Linked DNA regions of Homo sapiens: region 1 is linked to region 2. Evidence: read pairs that join two places in POLR2A ChIA-PET (ENCODE). Cell type or tissue: Caco-2. All regions are shown on one strand.

The links. Peaks named below come from ENCODE experiments on the same cell type or tissue, not always from the same donor. Only the 100,000 strongest peaks of a DNase experiment are listed, where the experiment ranks them.
Region 1: POLR2A ChIA-PET joins it to region 2 with 5 read pairs; 11 of 35 experiments call an interaction of 5 or more read pairs at or near these places.

The regions. Positions count from the first base shown.
Region 1 is chr17:47,906,055-47,908,554 of GRCh38, reverse strand. The region is part of intron 1 of SP2 (Sp2 transcription factor); the gene reads right to left. The region is part of intron 2 of SP2-AS1 (SP2 antisense RNA 1); the gene reads left to right. Among named protein-coding and RNA genes, the nearest start is that of SP2, 11 kb to the right of the region's middle. In Caco-2, no CTCF peak of the experiment used is centred here; no DNase peak of the experiment used is centred here.
Region 2 is chr17:48,010,394-48,012,893 of GRCh38, reverse strand. LOC124904017 (a long non-coding RNA gene) reads right to left here and starts at 1,516. Exons shown (of 2, transcript XR_007065826.1): 1 at 1,301-1,516; 2 at 654-801. RefSeq lists a silencer at 383-432 and an enhancer at 1,271-1,330. In Caco-2, a CTCF peak has its summit at 1,439 (motif pointing left); DNase peaks (open chromatin) are centred at 474 and 1,403; H3K4me3 peaks cover 1,216 bases.

The DNA of each region.
Region 1 (2,500 bases), 100 kb after region 2:
ATTCACTGGAAGAAAGTGCAGTGATTTAAAATAAGTTAAAAAAAAGATTTTTATACTTCTCAGACCATGTTGCTGATAAAAATACAAGATGAGTTTGTTGCTGGCAGAACTGCAAAGGAAGGCAATGGCTCTCCCAGGAGGCTCCCCCAGGGCTCAGGTTTGCTTAGCTAAAATTAGTGAATGACTCTCTTAGACATCCTCTATTATAAAACAAGAGACATAGGATCCGCGCAGAGTGTAAATGAAATGAGACGAAATAAAAACTGGCCTAGCGTTTCTTCATCATCTCCCTCTCTGCAGTCCTTATTACCCTGGACTCAAACTGTTTGGACACTGGGCTGGGTTCTGAGTGACTCTTCAGTTAGGAGGTTAAAGCAGAATCTACTGAAGCAAGCTGCAGACTGCTAGTGCTGGACGTTGCACCATTTCAGCTTGGTTTCATTTTCCTCCCCAGCTGGTTCCTGAAATACTCCTATAGATCTCAAACCAATGTTTGCAAGTATCTTTCCTAGCGTCACTCAGAGCTTTATGGCCACAGGCTGCAGACCTGGGCAACCAAAAGAGAGACCGATCTCCCTGCCACTACAGAATTAACCACGAAAAGGAAAAGAGAGGCATTTCCCACTGATGTTTGGAAATGAAAAGTGGTTAAGAAGAGGTAGCATAGATACCTAACTGTAAGACTATGATCAAAGGCACTTTAGAACCTCATTAATTTGGAACTTTATATTTAAAATATACAATTTGGACATAAATTATGCTTAACTTTTCTTTCATACTATTTAAAGCGAGCCTAAATGGTGTTCGAAGATTGCAAAGGGACCCTTAGTCAGAATAATTGTTTTATACCACTTCCGCCATTTTAATAGTGCCACTTGGTTTTAACAGTAGTTTACATCCGGTCACTGAAACCAACACTTAACAACATAGGTAAGTGGGATTAGTGCATATTCTTGAAAGAAAAAGCTGCATTGCTTTCAAAGTTATATCATTCAGACTTTTCATTAAGTTAGGTTGGCTAAAACTTTCCCAACAGTCCCCAAGCTGGTGAAGTTTTACAATTATTTACTATACAAGCAATAGTACCTCTCTTAGGTTCCATGGAAAACTCCAGGGGCATCAAACAAAGTTTGAAGGCAGCATGGCATAGGGATGGGGTTGCAGGTGCCCGATGGGACCACACACAACATTCCTTTCCCATATTGGAAACCAATTTAATTCCAAAACCAGCAGAAAAGCATCCCCTGAGTTTCTAGACTCTTGATGTACTACTGATCATCCGCCTCTACCTCCTGTCCCCTCCAGCACAGCCTTCTCTTCCTACCCCTTTGGCCAAACTTGGTAGAAAAACTGCTGGCACCCTGCCGTCCCCTCCCTCCTTCCCTACTCACTCATTTCCCGGCAGCATTAGGACATCCACCCTGGCACTGCGCTCATGCTGCACCTGCCCAGGTCACCAGCGACCTCCTTGCTGCTCAATCCAATAGCCCCTCTGACCAGTGCCTCTTCCTCAAAATTCCCATGGATTTTCTCCCACCTCTCCTGCCACCTCTTCCCCTTGTGGGCTCCTCTTCCTTTGCCACCCTTAAATACTGATGTTCCCCAACATCTGTCCTTTCTCCTCACCCAGCACCCTTTCCCTGGGTGACCATGCCTACTCGCACGGCTTTACATACCTTCCACAGGCTGCCAACTCATAGGCCTGTGTCTGGCCCAGATCTCTGCTCCACGTGTTAGACCTGTACATCCAGCCCTCTGTGGGTCTTCCATTAGGGCTGGCCACAGACACCTGGGGCACTGAGCGACAGCTTTGCCCATTCTTTGTCCAGCCTTCTCACCCTCAGCCACCACAGGCCTTCTTCCAGATCCTTGAAAAACTTCAGTGTCTGCAGCTGTCTTTCCTTGCTTACAGCTCTTTCTGTTCTCTTCACTAGCTAAGACCTCACCCTTCAGGTCTCTGGCTGTTTGACTTTCCCAGCATAATTTAAGAGCCATTATGTAACAGGCATGCCATTTCCTCAGAGAGGCCTTTCTGGACCCCTGAGATGAGGCTAACTCCTTTGGGAACACTCACCACTCATTAACTAATCATGAGCCCAATGTATGCGAGGGCTCCCCAGGGTGGGCCATGTCTGTTTACACCACTGAACTGCAGACACCAAGGCCTGGCACATGGCTCACGGACACCTTCAGTGCCTATGGGCTGTATGAATATCCTGGGTTAAAGCAGCCTCTCTTCTGGTATCTCCAATCAGGACAAAACCTGAGTATCCCCCTCACTGCCAACCAATCATCAAGTCCTCATGATTCCACCTCATAGACAAATCTCCCTATAGTGTACCCAGGCTCCCCATCCTCATCACCATGATCCACCTGAGATACTGCCTACGGCCTCTAAAACTGCTTCCTGGCCTCTGGCCTCCCCCTTAGTCAGCCTCCACAATTTGGTTAGAAGGCTCTTTTTAAAGTGCAAATCCCATCCAGCTACTCTCCTAATTAA
Region 2 (2,500 bases):
ATGAAATCATTCCCAGCACTTACAGAACGGGAATGGAAGAGTCTTGTCCAGATGGAAGGGGAACTATGGTTGCCTGCCTTACCTCTCTTGGGGACCTCAGGTGACCTGCCTCAACATACCAAGGGGGAGGAGGAGGAGTCTTCAGGGGACAGTGCTGGGAGCTGGACTCCCGGGGTTCAATGTCACCAAAGATGGCCTGGGGACACAGAACCTCTTGCGAACCGCACTGGGTCCAGTCCTCCCTAAACACAGGCTGAGTGCGGGTCGTCTCTCCCCCACTCTGCCTTCCTGGGCACCGTCAGGGATGCGCGGGCAGTTCTCAATGAGTCCCAAGGCTGTGGGAGCTGAAGGGGTAGTGGGCCGGGCGGAGGAGGGAGGGGGGAGGGGGGAGGGGATCTGATTAGAATCCGGGCCGTATGGCGAACACTGCGGAGATGGAGGTAATCACTGAGCGGGCGAGACAGCGTGCTCGGCGACAGCAGGCGGCCCCGCCGTCGCCATGGCAACCGCGGCCTCCGGGGCGCGCGGCTAGGCGCAGCTCCGCGTCTGCGGCGGAACATCTGCTTTGCACAGGGCTGCTGGGAGCCAGGGGGCGCGGGCGCGGCTGCTCCCCCCACCCCGCGAAAAAGAAACAAATTAGGCCAACTGTCCAATGAGGGGCCGCAAATGTATTTATTAATGCGAGGGAAAGGTTGTTCCGGAGCGCAGTTTGATTAATGTTTGAGTCTTCAGCTTGTCAGTCTGGTTTTGTCTCCTGCAAAAGGGGAAAAGGGAGGGGTTGGGTGAGGGGCTGGTAGGGGACTGGGGAGGAGAGAGACAACAAAGCGGGAGGGGATGTTAATAGCCAAATAGGCTCTTTTTCATGTTTCCCCCAGCCTGCCATCCTTGATGGATGGCTCAGACAGACACCAGAGCGCATCAGGGAGACGCAAGCCCCTCAGAGAGATGGCGGGATGGAAGAGAGGGGACCGCTGGAGCCTGGCTGGGGTCGGTGCGGCGGGAACTCCCGAGGGCTGCCTGGAGAGGAATGGCCCAGGAAACGGGCAACTTCTGGGGAAACCAGAGGAAAATTGCACTCATGTTTACAAGTCTCCCCTCCCCTCCCCAGTTTGCCCCTCTGGGCCCTGGAGATAGCACCGAGGTCGGAGAGTGAGGGGTCTCCATACTTTCTGGATATAGAAAGAGGCGAGAAGCTCTCATCCGTGTGTTAGGGACGGGAGAAGGGAAGTAGGCAAAAGCCTATGCTTCGAATTCTCCTTCCTCTCTCTTTCCTCCACCCTTTTCTTTTCTTTCCTCTCACCCTATGTCCTCGGCCGTATATCATGTCTTCACTTTTGCTCCGTCGTCCCTCCTTCCTCTTCGTCTCTTCTGTTGTTTCTTTCCTCCATCTCCCCCATGCCCCGTTGGTGACATCAGCTGGCTGTGATAGGAACTGCCTTGCGAAGATGTCTTCTGTGACCAGTCTGAACACCTATAATGCTTTCTATTTTTCCTTCTCTAGAGTCATGGGGGAACTGAGAGCCCCCTTGGAAACTCAAATTTGACGACCCAGTTTGTGAGAAAACACAACCCCACCCCTTTTCTACCCTCCCCACTAAATCCTCAGCTCCAGCCCACTAGGAATGTGGAGTGCAAACTGAAAATTACCGATTTCTGGTCAGGCCTGGGATTCAGAAACACAGGAGAAGGTCTGTAAAACTTAGGCTGCTTTGAGGTTAGAGGCTTCCTCTTTACTATCCCTTGACAAAAAAAAAAAAAAAGAAAGAAAGAAAAGAAAAGAAATACCCCTTTAAAGCCTAAGCCAAATTCTAACATTTGACTATGCAGCTCATTTTACCTTCTTGTACAAGAAAGAAGTGCATTTCTACATCTGAAGAGCTTTGCAAGAGGGAAGTTATTGGACACCAAAAAAACCTATTTGATGGTGGGGCACAGTGGCTCATGCCTATAATCCCAGCACTTTGGGAGGCCGAGGCAGATGGATCACTCGAGGTCAGGAGTTCAAGACCAGCCTGGCCAACATGGTGAAACTCCATCTCTACTAAAAATACAAAAAATTATCCGGGTGTGGTGGCATGCGCCTGTAATTCCAGCTACTCGGGAGGCTGAGGTGGGAGAATCGGTGGAAACCGGGAGGCAGAGGTTGCAGTGAGCAGAGATGGTGCCACTGCACTCCAGCCTGGGTGACAGGGTGAGACCTCATCTCAAAAAACAAACAAACAAACAAAAACGTGGAGCAGATCAGAGCCCCACTCTCCACGGAAGATTTTTATTTATTATCAGCAGCATCACAATTATTATATTTAATTATCATTTACAGTGTTGGGATGGAGGGATTATTCTCTTCAAATGTGGTCATAGCACGGTGGTTGAGAGTGGTGGCTCTGGAATCAAACCATCTGGATTGAATTCTGGTTTCTCCACCTACGAGCTGGATGACCATGGGCAAATTACTTAGCTCTCTCTAAGCCTCAGTTTCCTCATCAGTAAAATGGGACTA